3 separate regions of the Homo sapiens genome follow, and regions 2 and 3 are each linked to region 1. A link is a loop called in an ENCODE intact Hi-C map of the cell type or tissue named here. Cell type or tissue: ascending aorta. All regions are shown on one strand. Links, peaks and the distances in the headings refer to the core of each region. The heading gives the core; the rest is flanking DNA.

Region 1 (8,058 bases), core at 1,772-6,771:
TGCCACCACGCCTAGCTAATTTTTGTATTTTTAGTAGAGACGGGGTTTCACCATGTTGGCCAGGCTGGTCTCGAACTCATGACCTCGTGATCTGCCCGCCTTGGCATTTTGATGAGGGCTAAAATAAAAATGTGGCAGTATCTAATTTCTTTTTCATCTTTTCAATTCCCTTTAAAGGATCTTTGGTCAATCATTTATTGGACAGCCCAGCGTCCATTGCACTGGCTGAGATTCTGGGTGCTTTAACCCGGTTCCTCGCTATTTCTGCGGACTTGCCCTGGAACCTGCGTTCCTTGGAGCAGCCTAGCCAAGGAGTCTCTGGGCACCGACTAAGGATCTTGCCCCACAGAGGGTCCTCTGCCAGGTTCCCTGAGCGTTCCCACCCTGACATCCCCTGCAGAGGAAGGACCCTTCCTGTTCCCCCAAAATTCACATGTTGACCCTTCATGTTCCCCCAAAATCCACATGTTGAAGTCCTTACCTCCAGTGTGATGGTATTAGGAGATGGAGCCTCTGGGAAGTGACACTGAGGTCATAGGGTTGAGCCCCCGTGAATAGGATTAGTGCCCTTGCAAAAGAGACCCCAGAGAGCTCCCTCCCTCTCTTCGCACCATGTGAAGAAACAACCAGAAGGCGGCAGTCAGCAACCCGTCACCAGAACCTGACCCTTCTGGCACCCTGATCTCAGACTTCCAGCCTGGTGAAAAATAAATGTTGTTTACAAGCCACCCGGGATGTTATTTTGTTCTAGTGGCCTGAACTAAGACACCTTCTTTTTTTAGGAATGTTTGCATGGATTTATGAGGTTGTGCAGCTTCCCTGACTTCACCTTTTAATCCTGGAACATTCTTTCTCCAGTTCCCTTTTGAAGGGCACTGTTCAATGTGTGGGGCTAGCGTCCAGCGGCTCAGCAACAGCCTGTGTTCTGGCCTACAGTTTTCTTTTTCTGTGATTTTCCTTTCTACAGACCCCCTGCTTCTCAGTGACAGAAGGCCACCAAGCCTGCCCTGCTTCAGAACACCAGGGACCCAGCGGGCTTAACCTGGCCACCCTTTTCCTGTTTTTTTTTTTTTTTTCGGGGAGAGACTTGAGACTCCTTTTAAAATCAAGCCCAGCCATGCCTTTTGAAGGCTGCTTTTGTGAGTCTATGCAGCGCCCTGAGATGGGGACAGTCCCCACCCCTTTGCTGGACACAGAGGTACCTGGTTCAAACAACAGTTGTGAGGATCATGAGGACAGCCACGCCTCACCCACCTGCGAGGGAGGCCGTGATGCGCTTCACAGACTGAAAGAGAAGGGCTTGTGAGGCTGTTTTCTCTCCCACTGGGACCCACCAGTGCCCCTCTCCCTGTCACCTGGGGCTTCTACTAGGTCGGTGCAAATGTAATTGTGGTTTTTGCCATAATACTAACAAAAGGAGAGCCCGGAGGAGGAGCTGGGGCTGCTTCCTTCCTGAGAGTCTCTGGCTTCCTCTTCGTTGCCCCTTTAGCCGACTGGACAGGAGAACAAGCTGGGGAAGGGGCTGGACTGGCAGGCAGCATGGATGCCCCGATAGTGGTGACCGCCCACTCTGCAGGGTCCATCCCTCCCTCGGGCCCCATGAGCTGGAGCTGGCAGAGCTTCTGGAAGGTGACTCCGCGGGGAAATGACACACTAAGAGAATATACACAATGACTTCACGTACTATAGTTCAGTCCCAGCTCCCTGCTCTGAGTAGCTAGAGGAGATGATGATCCATCGAAATCGGGGGAAATGACGCATTGCAATAAATCTGTGTCAATGAGCTGCTCTTCTCTAATTCCATGGGGGTGTCGTATAGACTCGCTGCTTGGTGCAACATGGGAGATCACGCAGCAAACACCTGGAGTCCAGGTCTAGCTCCGCCTCTTAACCCTAACCCCAACCACGTTGTTGTTGCCCCTGGCAAGTTGCTCAGCGTCTCTAAGCTTCCACCCCTCATTCCCACGATGGGGGTGATAATTCCTGCCTCTTACTTGTTATAGGATTTCTTACAAAGTACTAGGCAAACAGAAGCATGAGTATTTCCTGGAGCAGGAAAATTATTCCCTTCGTCTTTATTGCACTATTTGGGGTAACCACTGGAATATATAATAATTATTTGTAATTAGTACTTAGTTATGTGTAGATAAATGCATGCTCCTGGATTGTTTTTAAAAGCCCTTTAATGGGATTTCCTTTAACTCTTAAAGAGACTAAATATCCCTCCAGATATTTAGTTGGTTCTACTCACTGTGCTCAATAAAAACAATAGTAGAAAGGAAAACTGTAGCCCAGAAGACAGGCAAAGCACTAATTACAAGAAATGTGCCTTGTCCTGCAGGGAATAAGGGCAGCTTTCCTGTGTCCTGTGTTGGGTAAGGGGAGACCCCTCTGACTTGCGGGGCTTGGCTCTTTTCTAGTGGAGCCGCCTATAGATCAAGTGTTATTCCAGAGTCAGTGCTGGGAACGGCCATATCACTGGAGCTGCAGAAGCAGATCCCGCAGGTTCTGAGAAGCTAGGAGCAACTCTAGTCCTGCAGCCTAGGGGCTGTCCCCAGCGAGCAAGGCGAGCAAGGCCCCGCTGTGGCCACCCCTAGCTGGAGGCTGTGCATGGCATTCATTGAGAGTCTCAGCATGGGGAGGGGTCATCTCATTCCAGCGAAGTCATCTCTCTCTTCCTCCGTGCACCCTCTCTCCAGACTCCTGCTGCCACCTGACACATCCTTACAAACTCAACTTCTACATGATGAACACATCTTTTTTTATTTTTTTCAAGACAAGGTCTTTGCTCTGTTGCCCAGGCTGGAGTGCAGTGGTGCAAACATGGTTTACTGCAGCCTCAACCTCTTGGGCTCAAATGATCCTCCTGCCTCAGCCTCCTATGTAGCTGGGACCGCAGGCATAAGCCACCACGCCTGGCTAATTTTTATTTTTATTTTTTTAATAGAGAAGGAGTCTCACTTTGTTACCCAGGCTGGTCTTGAATGCCTGAGCTCAAGCTATCCTCCTGCCTCGGCCTCCTTCCAAAGTGCTGGGATTACAGGGGCCCGGCCCAGGAACACATCATGAGGTCAATTCCTCTAGGTCAATTCCTGCAACAGTGTGATTTTGGTTATCAGTGCATAGGTGTGGGACCAGCATTCTTTGGAGTTGGAGAAAATAGACAATTTATGCAACGGCCTCCTTGGAAATATATTTAAAAATTGGGGGCGGAGGCCGGGCACGGTGGCTCACACCTGTAATGCCAGCACCTTGGGAGGCCGAGGTGAGCAGACCACAAGGTCAGGAGATCGAGACCATCCTGGCCAACATGGTGAAACCCCATCTCTACTAAAATACAAAAAATTAGCTGGGCGTGGTGGGGGGTGCCTGTAGTTGCAGCTACTCAGGAGGCTGAGGCAGGGGAATCGCTTGAACTTGGGAGGTGGAGATTGCAGTGAGCCGAGATTGCACCACTGCATTCTGGCCTGGCGACAGAGTGAGACTCCGTCTCAAGAAAAAAAAAAAAATGGGGGATGGAGGATCACTTGAGCCCAGGAGTTCAAGACCAGCCTGGGCAACACAGTGAGACCCCGCCTCTACAAAAAAAGAATCGAAGTTAAATATTTTCATTCATAAAATTGGTCCCAGCCTTGGGTACAGGCAAAAATGTCAAGTCACCTTGCTCCTGGGCATTCCCAAGGGAGGCTTAACCAAGCCACCTGGCAGAGGCAGGGCAGCCATCTGGGCCACATTCCTTCGTCTGCCCGGCATGGGCACAGACTCGCAGGATGCATCATCGGGGTTGCCCGGGGCAGACTCTTGGCAGGCCTGGCTGGCCTGCAGCAGGCTGGCAGGCCCTGCCTCTGACGCTGCCCGGCCGCCTCCCAGCATCATGGCGTGACTCAGGGTCCCTGAGGAGCCGCCACCAGGGTGGGATTTGAAGGAGCAGCGTATCTGCTGTTCACTGTTAGGGTGGGTGGTGGACACCCTGGGAGGCTCTCCTAGGTGGGCGCCTGTGCAGAGACACTGATCACGGCAAATGCTAGGGCTGGATTCATCTCTCGTCTTTCCCAGAAAGGACTTGGGACTTCACAGAAGCTCCGGGAGTGAACTTCCCCTCTGGGTTTGAGAGGCCATGTCTCCTGGACTTCAGAACACAAAAGACAATTCTTCAGGCAGATCTTTGCACATGAATGTTAGCAATGGGGCCTCTATTTCCAGCTTTTAACATTTTTCTCTTTTTGGAGAATTTGTTTGCCTTGACCTTTATGAAAGGAGATGGAGAGAACACGGCCCCTGGGGTCAAACCCTGCCTCAGCCACTTTCTTGCTGGGTGGCCTTGGATAGTTACTGAGCTTCTCTGAACTCAGTTTCCTTATTTTTAAAATGGGGCGATGCTCTCGTTTGCGTGTTGCTGTGAAAATGAAGCGAGTCCATGAAGTTGAGTACCCAGGTGGTATCTGATGGTGGGAAATGCTCGGTACACACAGCCATGACTTTCTGAACGCCCGTAAGGTGACTTAGGGTGCCTGGTGCATCTGTGGGGACCCGGGAGGGAGCAAGAGGGTGGCAGGGGCTCAGCCGATGGCACTACCATTTCCATCAGTCGGTCCTGGGAGGGACGGCAGACGTGCAGTCTGGTCTTCACTCTCAGAGACTGTTCACGCGGCATCTGAGGCTCACCTGGGGAGTTAGTGCAGTTACTCAGCATTGCTGCTTTCCTCCTGGGGAAGGCATCATGAACAGCATCTCCATAAGTCATGCAAATGATTACTAGAAGAACTCACGGCCCCTCTTCGGGGGGAAAGCCCTGTCTGGCGCCGGGCCAGGCTCTGGCCACGGGTGACCTTTGGTTGGGTCCGCCGGCTCCGGTATTGACCCTGTGAGCAGTACAGGAAATAGACTCGAAGCACATTCCAGCCTCCAGGTGGTGGAAATGACTAAGCCAGTGAGATGGAGCCAAGGAGATTGGGTCAAATGTCTCCACAGCCTCTCTGGTCTCCAGAAATCTCGCTTCCCACAGCAGCTGCCGAGGGCACTGAGCCAAGTGCTAAAAGCATTTTGCTAAGAGGGAATTCTCGAAACGTCTGCCCCCAAGTGCTGCTGGGGGGAAGCTGTGTATTTCCACTTGCTAGAGGTCCCTGGTAGGGCCTGTGAAGTGACCATCACAGCTCCCCGGGGCCCCCAAGGTGCTGGTCTCACAATATTGGGGCACAACTTGATAATTCAAGCAATACTAATAATGTGAACTGCTTCAGGGTGAAGGGGAAACTTTTCACTCAGAGACAAACTATAAACATTTTGGACGCTCTTCTTTTCCCTGCTTCTAGAAATTTAAGAATGACATTGAAAACTTAACAAAAGTCCCACATTTTTCTAAAAGAATTTTTTAAAACCCAAAAGTATAACAAAGTATAACTGTTTATAGACGTGCGATACATGACATACATGACACTAGACATATCTATTAATTTCTAAAAATGTCACAGCATCCCAGAACCTCCTGGGCTTGGGAGAGGAAGACGTTCAAAGACTTACAGCTTTGAGGCAGGGATGAGGCACTGCACCCAAGACTGGGTGACTCAGCAGAGATCATCCAACAGACAATTCTCATCTCCACCACCAGCATTTAGAAATGTTTTAAAGTGAAAAATAGAACAGTGGCTCTTGACTGTGGCCTCAAACCCAGCTACTGTAAAGCATTATGAAGAATTTAGACACTTGGCTTCCTCCTTCCCGCCTGGAGGCCTGCCATGCTAGCGAAGGCAGCCCTGGTTCAAGGTTTCTGGTGGACCCAGCAGATGGATGGGAAGCGGGCTTAGCTTGACCTAAACAGCTGGGAGCTGGGAGCTCAAGGTGAGCATGCAGGAGGGGCCACAGCCACAGTGCTTTCCCTTTATGAGCAGCTAAAAATAGCAAACAACCACTGCAGAGTGACAGAGACCCATTTGAAGGTTTTGGTGGAGACAGAAGCCCTCCCCGGGCAGAGCTGCAGTCTCACTCCTTGGGTGGAAGGGAGATGTGGTGGAGAGAGAGGTGCCGGGAGCAGGAAATGTCACTGGGGGTGAGGCAGAATCCTGTGCTCTGGGAGAACCCAGCCCTCCAGTGTCTTCTGCAGTGGGAGAAGGGGACTGGGAGTTGGTGGATGTGTAGGGCTGGGAGCTTGTGTAAAGGGAGCCTGCTCTTTTTCATAGATTTATAAGATGTTTCTGTTCCGATTTCGTGTTTTGGCCAACTGCATTGTCCTGCAAGCCTGCATCATTCCTTATTTTCCCTCGATTTGCTTCTACACGTAAGTAATCCAATATCTACATGTTGACATTATCTTTGAAAACACTTAACGGGGCTAGGCACAGTGGCTCACACCTGTAATCCCAGCACTTTGGGAGGCTGAGGTGGGCAGATCACCTGAGGTCAGGAGTTCAAGACCAGCCTAGCCAACATGGTGAAACCCCGTCTCCACTAAAAATACAAAAATTAGCTGGCGTGGTGGCAGGCGCCTGTAGTCCCAGTTACTCGGGAGGCTGAGGCAGGAGAATTGCTTGAACCTGGAAGGCGGAGGTTGCAGTGAGCCGAGATTGTGCCACTGCACTCCAGTCTAGGTGACAAAGTGAGACTCTGCCTCAAAATACAGAAAGAAATTAAAGAAAGAAAGAAAAGAAAATTTGTCACATGGAAGTGTGACAAATCCCAAACTAGGGGTGCTGGTTAGTTTACAGTTTGTTACAAGCCTCTAAATAAGTAAGTGGGATGGGCCAGCACACCTGAGACCTGAAGGAATGAGACGGGTTCCACCGGTCACACAGGACAGGCTCTCGTCACTGCCCACACAGCCGCAGGCGGCCTGTGTGCACACATGGCACGGGGAACACTGGGCCCTCGGATTCCTCACCCCGGTTATTCTGGCAAGGGGACCAGCAGGACTCGAATTATCTGACTGCATAGGTCTAGCTACAGGTCAGAACATAATTAGACTTTTCTGCCAAATAAGAAGGGATTTCTTTTGTTTCTGCCTAAAATAACACAGAATAGAAGAAAAGAAGAGCAGTTCCCCCCACCCTTAAGAGGCTGCGGCAGACTGGAGCGCTCGTGTGTAACACATGGGTCACTTGCAGGATGCTGATGGTCTCATTCTTAATTTTTTTTTTTTTTTTTGAGACGGAGTCTCGCTCTGTCGCCCAGGCTGGAGTGCAGTGGCGCGATCTCGGCTCACTGCAAGCTCCGCCTCCCGGGTTCACTCCATTTTCCTGCCTCAGCCTCCCGAGTAGCTGGGACTATAGGCGACCGCCATCACGCCCGGCTGAGTTTTGTGTGTGTGTGTGTTTTTAATAGAGACGGGGTTTCACCATGTTAGCCAGGATGGATAGTCTCATTCTTATTTCCACTTTCTGATAACAGACCTGGCTCGCAAGGGTCCATCCCCAGCTCACCTGGGCAATCCCCGTCTAATTTCACCTCCCTGACAGCGTCCTATCCTGTTCCCCACAAAGGCTCTCCGTCCAGCTGCTGTGCCATTCCTTCCTCTTTCCTGAAGAAAATCCGGGCCCACGGATTCAGGGCCAGAATCCCCTCTGATGGACCATCCACTGGCCCCGCAGCAGACTCCTGGCTAGGGAAGAGAAGGCCAAATGCTCAGTCTATCTAATTCCTTTCAAGGTCAAGTCCCCTTAATACAGCTGCAGAAAATAACAGGGGAATCACTTTTTTATGGTTTAGGCCTGTTTTAGGCCCCGGAGAATCTCAGGCTAGTATGTTTCTATGGCACTCCCTAAGGACCGCGTCCACTCTGCAAGAGGAGGGCACAGGGGCATGTCCCACACACCACACCACACACACACACACCATACCACATGCACCACACTGACACACCACCCACACACCACGCCACATGCACCGCACTCACACATTACACATACACACACTCCACATCCATGTACCACACATACACACACCACCGTGTTCACCACACACACAAACCACACCACATGCAACGCACTTACACAATACATATACACACAGCACCACACCACACCCATGTGCCACACACACACGCTCACATCACCCTGTGCACCACAC
Region 2 (6,322 bases), core at 1-5,000, 140 kb before region 1:
GACTGGAGGACAATCTACGAAAGCACAGACAGAGAAGATGAGCAAAGGGTCAGTGAGGGCGGCTTTCTCTTCTGAAGCAGGTAACAGAGCCTCATCTCAACTTGGTTCTCACTGATTTATTGATCAAGTTGACCCATCCAGAACAGCACTGGCTATTTTTTGTTTTTTGTTTTGAGACAGAGTCTCACTCTGTCACCCAGGCTGGAGTGCAGTGGTGCGATCTCGGCTCACTGCAACCTCTGCCTCCCGGGTTCAAGCAATTCTCTGCCTCAGCCTCCCGAGTAGCTGGGATTACAGGCACTCGCCACCACGCCCGGCTAATTTTTTGCATTTTTAGTAGAGACGGGGTTTCACCATGTTGGCCAGGATGGTCTTGAACTCCTGACCTCGTGATCCACCCACCTCAGCCTCCCAAAGTGCTGGGATTACAGGTGTGCGCCACCGCACCTGACCCACTCACTGTTTTTTTTTCCAATAATAAATGCAACCCATTCATTCAAAACAGAGGTATCAATCTTCTCTCTCTCTAGGCTTCTGAGTAATTTTGGAAGGTAGCTCAGGATTGCATTAGGTGATGGGGATATTTGAGATGAAATGGAGAAGCAAGAGGTCTGAAGTTGAAATCCCAGCCTCTCTATCACTGAGCCAAGTTAGAGGGTGGGAGTCATCCAAGTGTGCCTCTGTCTACACAGTGAACAGCATTGAGTCGTGGGGCTCTCTGGGATCCGGAATCGGTGGTTACTAGAAAGTCAGAACAGTCTCTCTGGGGACCCGTATACAGTCATCGTACAGAAAACATTTGTAGCAATGGCCACGACAGTGTAAGGTTTCTGTGCCACATCTACAAATACTGCCTTGCCAGCCTCTCCTGAGGCCCTGGGCTGCTCTGATTCATGACAAGCACTTGATCATTTGCACGAGAACTTCTGCACTGGGCTGACTCATCACTCCATAAACAATGGCCTCATCAGGAAGCCGGACTCAGAAATCAGGCTGAGCTTCCTTTATTGCCCTTTTTATGCTTTCCTATTGAAATCCATGCCTCAGAGAGCAAAGCTCTGATGTACCAACCTATATATATTCTAGTGCTCAAATAGCATCGAAGCTCTTTTTTGGTTAAAAACATTCTGGCTGTACAGCAAGTGTCTGGGCAGTAAGAATTATATAAAAAGTAGACGGCCCCCAGTCTACGCACCAAAATTTTCACATCAGAATTTAAGCTCTATAAAAATAAGCAACAAAGAACTTTTAAAAATATATTTTGCAAAACCATGGTAAAGAAAATAATAATTTTATAATGTGTGGCTTCCCAAAGCCTTTTCTGTAAGGACTGGTAGGATATATGCTTTCTAGTATCATGAAAAGAATTCTGCTTTTAGACATATGTGCCTGCTTTCTCTCAATAACAAAAACAAAAACAAAAAAAACCCAACACTGTCCAACTCATTTCCCTTTGCGCCTTGGCTGCTGAGAGGCTCAGAATCCAATTTAGTGCCCAGTCACCACCACGCGACATAGCCCTGCTGTCTCCTCCTTCCAACCTGAGACTGAGCTGCCTCCTTTGAATCTTGGTCCCTGTGTAGGTGAGCTCCCTCACTGAGAACCTGCCACTCCACCTCCCAGCAGATGAGCATCTGTTACTGGAATCTGGACAGGCTTCACTCAGACAGGATCAGTGACATCCATCCAAATTCTGATGTGTCCTAATAACACTTCTAGGATGTGGGGTAGAATGTAGTTTTTTAAAAGACACATCTATACTTTTTACAGGATTGTCCAGTGATTTTCGGCATACTGGTCAGGGAAACAGACATGGATTCATTCTTTATGATATTTTCTTTAGTGGCAAGAAAAGCAGAAATGCTTCAACTGAGGGTGGCCCAAAGCTTGGGACCTGAGATTGTGGGTGGCACCCCCGTCTCCAGGGTCACCAGAACCCTGGAATCAAAAAGACCCCCCACTCACTGCCTGGCCTTCTAACAACCACCCGGCTTCTTAAAGTCTGTTCCTTGGGAACATATGTCTCACTGAAAAAGGAAGGGCGGGCTACAATTTCTTTTCCAAAAAGTCTGCTAAAAGCACTGACTGTTCTATTTTTGTACAGTCAGGACACAGCCCCAAGCATTTTTTTAATCCACGTTGGTGGAGGATGGTGTGACAGCAAAACGCCCTGCAAACAGGAAAGTGGGGCGGCCACGAGCAGGCGCAGCAGCTATAACAGCAGCCCCCCAGCCCACACCCAGGGCTCCAACCTTGCCTCCTTGTTGCCATTCAGATATCAAACTTGACGCAGAGCGAGAGAGCACATGGGTGGGACAACAGATGGCCCACCCAGATTACAGGCCATTTAAAAACGCATTCTATAAGGAGTGCTTCTGAACGGAGCAGAGTTAAAATTAAAAGGGCACCCGTACTTATTTGAAAAGAACGCAGAGGAATGGTGTTTGGAAAGAAGTCTCACAGGGTACGGGGCTGGCAATGCATGCTTTACCTCTTTTAATAAGTATATTTACTCTTTAAATTAAGATGCCAGGGGGTTTTTGGATCACTGGATGGGGGACCTGCAAACCTGGCATTTCAAATGCTGTGAAGCCCTCCGAGGCATCTGCAGAAGCTGCCGTCAGTGACTTTTGCAACTAAGAGAGATTGCAAGCATTTGGGGTAAAAGAATCTCATCTAATCCAAAGAAATGCATTATCCCTGAGGACAATGTTCCCATCCAATATCTGTGTGGCCCTTTCTCCAGTGTGTTACCTTGAAGCATTTGGAATTGTCCATATTTGACCATGTTTGACCAATAAGGGCACCAATTTCTTATGGCTCAATTTTTTTTAATTGAGCTTCTACTATGCACCCAGCATCACCATAAACACTGAGGGAACAATGATGAGTTAAGGTCCACAGTGTCCAAGCTAACGCAGCATGCATTATAGCAGCGGTAGGAACTTGCAGGGAGCTATAAATTAACTCCCTGGTGTGAGCCCCCTGCAGTACTCCCTCCCATGACATCCATGTCACAAACCAGCCAAGCTATCAGCGACATGGTTACAGGTAATGTTTCCTGGGTACTGTGTGCACCAGCCATGTTATCCTATTTAGTCCTTACAGCAATCCCAGGTAATAAGTTCTTCTAGGATCCCCATTTTACAGAGGACAAAACTGAGGCCTAGAAAGGTCAAGTAGGTAGTAAATGGCAAAGCTGAACAATAGGAAATAGCAAAGTTCACTTGCCTTACTACTAAGCTTTCCTATCACCAGTAGCAGGCTGAATAATGAGCTTCAAAGATATCAAGTCCTAATCCCTGCAACCTACGACTGTGACCTTATTTGGAAAAGGAATCTTTGCAGATGTGATTCAGTGAAGTATCTTCAGATGGAAAGATAATCCTGGATTTCCCAGGTACACCCTAAATGCAATCACAAGTGTCCTTATAAAAGAGAATCGGGGGGATTTATACACAGACACACACACACACACAAAGGAGAAGGCGGTATGAAGCTGGAATAGAGAAAAAACAAAGATGTTGACCTTGAAGATGGAGTAGGGCTGGGCGTGGTGGCTCACATCTGTAATCCCAGAACTTTGGGAGGCCAAAGTGGGCGGATGGCTTGAGCCCAGGAGTTTGAAACCAGCCTGGGCAATATAGCAAGACCCTATCTTTACAAAAAACACAAACATTAGCCAGACGTAGTGATGTGTGCCTATAGTCCCAGCTACTTGGGGGGCTGAGCTAGGAGGATTAATTGAACCCAGGAGGTGGAGGCTGCAGTGAGCCGAGACTGTGCCACTGTACTTCAGCCTGAGTGACAGAGCAAGACCCTGTCTCAAAAAAAAAAAAAAAAAAAAAAACAGCAGAAGAAAACAAAGGAGTGATGCAGCCACAAGCCAAGGAATGCCGGCAGCCACCAGAGGGCAGAGAGGCAAGGAATGGATTCTCCCAGAGCCTCCTGGGAGCACAGCCCTGCTGGCAACCTGATTTAGGCCCAGTGGTAACTATTTCAAATTTCTGGTCCTCAGAACTGTGAGAGGATACATTTCTCTTGTTTGAAGCCACCCAGTTCATGGGCCTTTGTTAGGGAAACCCGGGAAACTTACATATCTACGAAATTTCACGGCAGCTGTTCCCGTGGCTGGACAGCACAGCTTGGAGAGTTTTCTTTGTGTTGTAAAACCAACCAACCAACTTCTAACGTGCTAAGGCCAATCTCTCTTTTGTTGGACAGACCTTGGGGTATTTTAAAACTGGAAATCTTCCTTCTACCCCCGACTCCTCTCTTCCAGGGTAGGCCCCTATAACTTGGTTTTTGGTTTTTCATTAGCCAGGACACCCTCCTTTGGTTACCCTTAAATGGGGACCCTTTTCAGTGTCCCCCTTAAATGTGGCCCTAGAAAATGATGCTCTTGACTCTGGGTTTGTATGACCCAAGGCCACGGCAATGCGGATAATCTAAACTTCAGGCCCCAGAGCCCTTGCTCCACAGCCCTCCCCAACCACAGCTAGGAACACAAGTTCAGAACTTTGCCTCTATCTGGGTAAAGCACCCTGGGTTCTCCACGTCTGACAGTCTGGCCCTTGTTTCTTCCCGGGCAGCCGTGACTCATCTCTGGTTCAGCAGGGAAGGTGCCGGGGATGCTGTTTCCCTTAGCAATATGCAATTGGAATTCACTCTAAACTGCTGATCTGGAAACACTGGATTAGTGTGTCCTGCCCTATTAGAAGTGAAGCTGGGGCCGCGCAGCCTCCCCTCTTTGTGTTTGGCGGTCGCTCGAGCGGCCCTGTATCCTGACGCAATCTGGCAGTTCACTGTGCCAAGCAACACGGCAGAGTGTGACTGCCAACAAACCTAACCGTAAATAGAATCTAATATTTTTCCGGATGACTGACCAGGGTAAAAATAACTATTTGGAAAATACCTGTTTTCCAACCTTCTGTGCTCACGAAAGGGACAGGATTCTCACCCTGGAAGCCACAGAGCAGGAATCTATAGACAGTTCTCTGCAGAGCTTAGTGGGGTGCCGTGGGATGTGGACGTGGCGCGAAGTTCTAAGTGGATCTCAAGGCCACGTGCTGCGGGGTACAGGAGTGTTCTCAGTGTTTTGCTGGCAGAGCTGGGCTGGAAATTTTTAATACCTGGAGACCCCGGGGATGACCACTGTGAAAACCTCTCTTTCCGTGATTGATCCAGGAAACGTTTGTGGAGTGCCTGCTCTTTGCGGGGCACCAGGGATTCATCTGCCAGTGGGTGGAGGGCAAGTCCGCTCTCCCCACACAGCCTCATTCTGATAGGAGGGGAACGTTCCTGGTGATGGGGGGAAGATCTGACCCTGGAGCCCGCCACATCCACAGCTGGCTCTGGGAACTGGTCCACTCCCCCAACCCCTCGCCCACAGGACAACGAGAAGAGCCAATCAGAACCTTAGGCTGAACACGGGGTCTCCTGCCTGCAATCCCAGCGCTTTGTGAGGCCAAGGAGGAAGGATCTCTTGAGGCTGGGAGCTTGAGAACAGCCTGGGCTACTCAGTGAGACCTCGTCTCTACAAAAAAATTTAAAAATGAGCCAGCTGTGGTGGCGCATGGCTGTGGTGGTGCATGCCTGTGGTCCCAGCTACTCCAGAGGCTGAGATTGGAGCCTGGGAGCTGGAGGCTGCAGTGACCGGCGATCACGCCACTGCACTCCAGCCTGGGTGACAGAGTAAGACCCTGTCTCTATAAAAAACAAACAATAAAATTAATTAAATAAATAAATAAACCAGAACCTTAGACTCCTTTTCCTAGTTGGGTTCTAGAACGCCAAATAAAATAATTCAACTCTTCTGGAGCTCTACCCAACTCTTGGTCCTAAGCACTCATGAAGGTTGGAAAGGGCATGGCGGTTTTCCTGAGTGCACTGGGACAAAAGGCAGCCCCCGAGGGCGGGGGAGAGCCCATCACACTCTCAGGCAGGTCCCCGCCAGAGGGCTCCTAGGGAAGACAGCCTTGGGACACAGCTGGTTCATGTGCGTCTTCAGAGGACCAGCCTTGGGATCTTATGCAAGAAAATCACCTTCGTCCCCCTCAATTTCCTCTTCTGAAAAAAAAAATGAGCTTAAGGAGAGTAGTTGCCTCTTGGGGTTAGTCTAAGAATTTAAACGAAGCAATACCCACAGAGTGCTCAGAGCAGAGCCCAGAGCGCGTGAAGTGCGGGCAACTGCCAGCTGTGGTGTTATTGTGAACAAAGGGATGGTCCTCAATGTTGAGTCCCTTTTAAGGAAAAAGAACATGCAAATTAAATGATTAACGAATTCAAATTGGATATAAAGAGATTCCCTGTAACCCCTGTC
Region 3 (6,322 bases), core at 1-5,000, 350 kb after region 1:
TCCACCGTCACCCACACACGCAGGGCCTGAGGGCTGTTGGAATGCACCTGTTCATAGGCACATGCATTTATTTAACGGCTCTGTGCTAAAGTGTAGATGAGGAGAAGGAGTTTGTGCCAGGGTGTATCAGCTTCCTGCAAACGACCACAAACTCAGCAGCATGAACAGCATATTTAATGCATTGCTGGAGGTCGGGAGTCTGTGACGGGTCTCACTGGGCTAAGACCTAGGGCCGGCTCCTCCTGGAGGATCCAGGGCAGAATCTGTTCCTCGCCTTTCTCAGCTTCCAGGGGCTGTCCTCATTTCTAGGCCCATGGGCCCTTCCTCCCTCTTCAAAGCCAATGACGTTGGATCAGGTCCTCACTGCCACACTTCTGGCTGCTAGTTCCCTTTTAAGAACACTGTGAGGACTCTGGGCCTGCGGGATCCCCCAGGATCTCCTCCTTAGGTTAAGGGTGGTGTTCACCAATCCAGTTCCACCTGCAACCCCAACTCCCCTCTGCATGTGATATGATGCACTCACGGCGAATAGGGCTAGGGTGGAGGCATCTTGGTGGAATGGTGGGGTCTTCACTCTGCCTGCCACACAGGAAACAGGTGGCATCCAGGACATTCCAAGCCCCCACGCTTCCTAGAATAAGACCCAAACTCTACCCAGGGCCATGATGGCACTGCAAGGTTACAGGCCCGATGGCCCCTCTGCCCCAACCTGGGTCCCTGGGGGACTGGAAGGAGCCGAGCTCTTCCCCACTCAGGTCTCCTTTCCGCTGTCCTCTGTGGGGGCTCTGCTGCTCCTCCTCCGGTTTCAGGCCTCGCTCCTCCCACTGTCCCTCTCAGGTGTGCTCCCCGCTGGGGCTTCTCCCGTGGCCTCTGCTCCGTTGCAGTTCCCATCGCCTGGTTTACTGCCCCCTTTCCTGGATTATGTGCTCCCTCCCAGAGGCATCAACCACACCTGCCTGTCTCTCACCATGCTGTGCCAAGCACAGACGTCAGCCTGACCAGCACGGAACAGGCCACCAGACCGTAAAATCCATGGCAACAATCACACCACGCATTTCAATGGCCCATTCGAAATTTCCCCAGTGTAATCAGGCCATCTTGGCATGCGTCTGGCGGCAGAGACCAGGGAGGTTTGCAGCCGACACTCTCCACATATCAAGCTGAAGTGCCCGTGTCTCGGCGCAGGCTCTGTCGTCCGCCCGTCACACCGTGGCTTATCTTTTCGTGTGTCTTCTGGGTTGAGTTCATCAGTGCAGAGGCTAAGACTGGTCTGGTCTCCATGGAGTATCTAACCCTGTGCCTGGTCATAGCAGGGATTCAATAAGGCACGTGTGCGGAATGGATGAATGAGCGGATGAATGAACAGAAGGAGCGAGCTGATTTACAAAGAGTGGTAGGGAGGGGCCAGGGGAGCTTCCATTCTCTGAACTCATGGAAATGCATGAAATTGCCCGGAGCATCCACAGCCAGAAGCTGAAACTGCAACCTCTTCCCATGAGATCTGCGTTTCCTGGGGCCTGTGGCCATCCTGGCCTCCCGTTCACGCACGCTGTAGGAGAGGCAGCCAGGCAGAGCGAGTCCCAGCCCGGTTGCCTGGGCTTGTTCCCAGGCCTAAGGAGCCAGCTTCCCACACTGTGCTCCAGGATCCCATCAGCTGCCGCAGCATCAAAGCCAGGTCCAGCCCCTGCAGCTAAAGTTGCTGGAGGCAGACACACATTCCTGGGTGTTTTGGCAGTAAGACTTCCCGGCAGAGGGCAGGGAAGGAATCTGGGAGGTGCCGCCTTTCTTATGAGGACACATTCTGAACCAAACTACACAGAAGCTGTCCCCCAGGCTGAGGCCCAGCCCTGGTTGGATGGCAGGGGCTGTGGGCACTGTCGGGGTCGGTGGGGCGGGGGGGTGCCCTGTGATGGACTGTGGAGCCACACTGCCCCCTGCCGTTAGTTCTGAGTGACGCTGTTCATTCTTCCCACCCAAATATTCTCCCAAATGTCCGCAGCCCTAGAGAGCTCGACCTCCAATCCTTGCTTTGCTCACACTCAGCCCCTTCAGCACTTCAGGAAGGCAGGGATTTGAACAACTGAACTCAAGGCATTTGGCAGGGGCCAGTTTTGCTAAGAAAAGAAAAGAAAATGCCTCTTTTATTGTTGCAATGCCCCAGACAAAGGCAGAGAACAGTTCATGTCACCCTCAGGAATACCTAAGGATACTGAGCACATGTCTAAATGGGATGAGAGGTGGGCGTCGGGAGTTCTACCGCCTGCCCCCTTTATTCCCTGAGAAGGGGCGTTGCCTTGTCTTCAGGATCTGTGTTTCTGGATGTCCACAGCAGACTGCATGACCTCCTTCTTAGGCAGATGTGGCAGGTGTGGCTACACCAGTCAAGACGGGGGAGAGAGCTCCCTCCTCTGGAAGCTTCAGTTCTGAGCCCAGGTGTTTGTCCTGCACTCAGGATATGCTGGTTTCTAGCAAACAGGAATCACAGAGAGACACTTACCTTCCGGTTGATGTGAGCGGTCATGAGTGCATGTCGGTGCATCTTCACAATGCAGAGAACCAGACCAGTCCACGCATAATATGTGGTGGCAGAGCCCCCACTGCCATGCATAACATGTATGTGGTGGAGCCCCAGCTGCCATGTGTAACTGATGTGATGGAGCCCCAGCTGCTGGGCTGCACCTCACAGTCTTGAGGAACTGGCACTTGTTGCCAAAGCTGGAGAGAAGGTGCCATGCCCAGGGCCTCCATCTTGCCTGTGGCCATTGCACCTTCCGCCTTACACTGAGACTCCCAACCCCCTTTGCACAGGACGCAGAGTGCCTCCAGATGTGATTGAAAAATTAAGGTGATATAAAACACAGTGCAATAAAACACACCGTCGTATACACTTAAGGCACAAGTGGAATCCTGAGGCAGAAGGACACCCATTGAGCACCCTCGAGAGGTCGCTCCTTGGGCTTCAACACCAGCACAGGAGGCTGTTCAGAAGGGGAAGCCCAGAAGGAAAGAAAGGGATGAAGCTGCTGTATCTGAGAGAATGGCATCTAAAAGGTGAGTGAGAATTCTGAGTCTTCTCTTTTTAAACAACTCTCTGGATGTGGTGTGGGCTTCAGTGGTTGCACCTGTTTGCTCAGGAGTATGTTCTGTATGGGAGGTGGAGGCTGTCTGCAGTGGTCAGCTGAGCCTTGGCTACCCACAAACGCTGCAAGGGCGGATTCCCTGGGAGAGGAGGGAAGACATTGTCTTGTAAGTCATGCTTTTGTAATACTCACTAAACAAAGATAATTAGACAAATATAAACAAAAGTAAACAGACAGGCCTCGGAGAAGTTTCTGAGATGTCCCAGCAGACATCCATCCTGGCAAAGCTAACAGGGACTGTCCAGCTCTCACGACCTGGAATTACACTTAAGACCTTTCTTCTTGAGGTGGCTCACCTACAACAACTTACTTTTGTATAATTTATAATTTATTGCATGCACCTTAATTCCCTCCTTAACTCATGAACCCCATTCTCATTTTTTCTCTTTGCTCCTGGCTTACTGCCCCCATCCTGTTATCTCTCCTTTTTTACTTTCTTTTCTTTTTCTTTCTTTTTTTCTTTTTGAGACGGAGTTTCGCTCTTGTTGCCCAGGCTGCAGTGCAATGGCGCGATCTCGGCTCACCGCAACCTCCCCCTCCCGGGTTCAAGTGATTCTTCAGCCTCAGCCTCCCAAGTAGCTGGGATTACAGGCGCACACCAGCACACTCAGCCAATTTTTTTGTATGTTTAATAGAGACCAGGTTTACTTTGTTGGCCAGACTGGTCTCGAACTCCTGACCTCCTGATCCAGCCGCCTCGGCCTCCCAAAGTGCTGGGATTAAAGGCGTGAGCCACCGCGCCCGGCCTCCTTTTTTACTTTCTAATGACCCTTTATATTGCACAAGACTGTTAACATCCTCCCATGAGGAGTTCTCAGCGCATTCCTGTAATTTGGACCATGAAACAGGGAATCAATCCTTTTTAGAAAGCAGAGGATTTAAATCACCTGAAGTCCTTGTGTTCCTTCTACCATTGACAATCGCCTCTAAGAAAGTAACAATCAAACTCCCCAAGCACCCCCCAGACTTTCTCAATACACAACTGTGGCGGTTGGTCTGGACCTTCTATCTGCTAGGGGACCGAGGACCTAGGGGACTGGACACGTAGACGTGTACCACACTGTCCCCTGCTGGCTGAAAGTGCTATGTCTCCCCTTTCTGCTCTCACTGCCCTGCTTCCTAGCAGCCGGCGTTGGCTGGACAGGGCTGTACACCTAAATCTTTAACAGCTCAAGAAAATGTCTTACTCCATAAAAGAAGGTTAGATTGCAATCGCAAGAGGCTCTTCAACTTATTCCCAGGTCTTTAGGGCAGTAAGTGCGATTGCACAGGCAATAAGCAGAGCTTGTTCTAGCATATGAAACACCTGACAAACTGCCTCCTATCGGCAGGCATTTGGGGACCCGTTACTACACCCTCCATGCTGCACGAGGCCAGACAGGGGCCTCAACAGCCTGAAGACAGTCCTTCTCCTTCAATGGCTCGACAGCCTTCCGCCCACCAAGTGCAGCACACAGATCTGCTTCTACCAGTTGCAGGAGACTGGAAGATTAACGAGATTTGTTCCCCAACGGTCGTCAACCCAAAGCTTTTGTGGGCCATGAATGCTGTCGTGTCCTGCGTGAAACTCTTATCCTGTTAGACCCTGCCCAGTGTACTGCATCTGATATGGACCACACCTGTTTCACATGCTGTATCTGAGTGGAGAGAGAAGAGGAATGGGAATTTTGTTTCTTGCCTGCCCCCTCCCTTCCAGGCCATCTTAACTGGAGACACATTAATTAACTGCCTCTCTTAGAGTGGCCCCATTCTAGGCCTGGTACCCAAATGTGAACACCATGAAGAAGCCTCTTTGGGAACGTGCACCTTAAGTCTTCCAGGCCGGGCAAGGTGAAATCTTTCTTCTGTGTGGGGTCCTTGAAGGGTGCCAAGGTGAGTCCCCTCCTTCCTACCTTGTCAAGCCTGTTAGGAAACCTGAACCCAGGCAACAGCACTGCCTGACAAAAACATGTTGGGGCCACAGACAGCAGCTACGGCGGCAGTGCTGCACTTCCTAGGAGCCACCTTTAAAAAAAGTAAAAAGAGGCCAGGTGCGGTGTCTCACACCTATAATCCCAGCACTTTGGGAGGCCGAGGCCGGTGGATCATTTGAGGTCAGGAGTTCGAGATCAGCCTGGCCAACATGGTGAAATCCAGTCTTGCCTAAAAATACAAAAATTAGCTGGGCGTGGTGGTGCGCGCCTGTAATACCAGCTACTTGGGAGGCAGAGGTGGGAAAATCATTTGAACCTGGGAGGTAGAGGTTGTTGCAGTGAGCTGAGATTGCACCACTGCACTCCAGCCTGAGAGACAGAGTGAGACTCCATCTAAAAAAAAAAGTAAAAAGAAACGAGTAAAATTAACTTGAATGATGTATTTTATTTAACCGTATATATCCAAAATATCATGATCTCAACATGTAACAATATAGAAACTATTAATGAGACATTTGACGGCCTTTGTTCTGCACTAAGCCTTTAGAAGCCAGTGTGCACCTCACACCGAAGGCACATTTCCATCAGACCAGCCACGTCTCACATACAAGGTGCCACAAGAGGCTCGTGGCCCAGGATCTGGCAGCACAGCCATGCTCTGGGCCTGGCTGGGCCACGTTCTCTCTTCCTGACCTAGAAAGACAACCACTCCACCAAGGAATAACAGGTGCCCAGAAAAATAGTTCTGGATAGAAACGGCCATGAAATTTACCATCATATCCTTCTCCCCATATTTAAATCCTATACCATTGCATGAAGCTCACCTTTGTGCTGAAAAAAGGAATAAATGACTTTAACTCAGATCTTCCAGATATTCATCCCAGTGTTCCTTTTTTTCCCAGTATATTACAGTGTGGACCAGCATCGAGAGACCAGAGTTCTAGAACCCACGGTGGGACTTAGAGTGAGTTGCTTCTGCCTGGCTGGTTTCAACATCAGTCATTGAGCATGTTGGACTAGCTCAGTGATATGGTTTGGATCTGTGTCCTGCCCAAATCTCATGTTGAATTGTAATCCCAGTGTTGGAGGTGGGGCCTGGTGGGAGGTGATTGGATCGAGAGGGTGGTTTCCCATGAAAGGGTTAGCAACATCCCCAAGTGCTGCTCTCGTGACAGAGTTCTCCTGAGATCTGGTTGTTTAAAAGGGTGTGGCACCTGCCCCTGCTCTCTCTTTCTCCTTCCCTGTCATGTGACGTACAGGGTCCCCTTT

The links. A loop is a pair of places that touch in the nucleus more often than their neighbours do. Peaks named below come from ENCODE experiments on the same cell type or tissue, not always from the same donor. Only the 100,000 strongest peaks of a DNase experiment are listed, where the experiment ranks them.
Region 2: a loop joins it to region 1, with 8 times the contacts of the local background. A loop is called at or near these places in 7 of 110 quality-filtered maps.
Region 3: a loop joins it to region 1, with 5 times the contacts of the local background. A loop is called at or near these places in 5 of 110 quality-filtered maps.

Annotation. Positions count from the first base shown.
Region 1 is chr21:41,955,131-41,963,188 of GRCh38, reverse strand. No RefSeq gene overlaps it. Among named protein-coding and RNA genes, the nearest start is that of C2CD2, 5.1 kb to the right of the region's middle. RefSeq lists enhancers at 3,346-4,313, 6,990-7,069. In ascending aorta, for the core only: a CTCF peak has its summit at 4,874 (motif pointing right); DNase peaks (open chromatin) are centred at 3,808 and 4,878; H3K27ac peaks cover 3,114 bases.
Region 2 is chr21:42,092,618-42,098,939 of GRCh38, reverse strand. It overlaps UMODL1 (uromodulin like 1), which reads right to left. Exons shown (of 23, transcript NM_001004416.3): 7 at 1-14. Among named protein-coding and RNA genes, the nearest start is that of UMODL1-AS1, 13 kb to the left of the region's middle. RefSeq lists an enhancer at 5,058-5,563. In ascending aorta, for the core only: no CTCF peak of the experiment used is centred there; DNase peaks (open chromatin) are centred at 879 and 4,679; H3K4me3 peaks cover 348 bases; H3K27ac peaks cover 5,000 bases.
Region 3 is chr21:41,608,444-41,614,765 of GRCh38, reverse strand. No RefSeq gene overlaps it. Among named protein-coding and RNA genes, the nearest start is that of PCSEAT, 31 kb to the right of the region's middle. RefSeq lists enhancers at 1,498-2,161, 4,003-4,297. In ascending aorta, for the core only: CTCF peaks have their summits at 1,941 (motif pointing left) and 4,215 (motif pointing left); DNase peaks (open chromatin) are centred at 505, 1,635, 2,295 and 4,205; H3K27ac peaks cover 3,572 bases.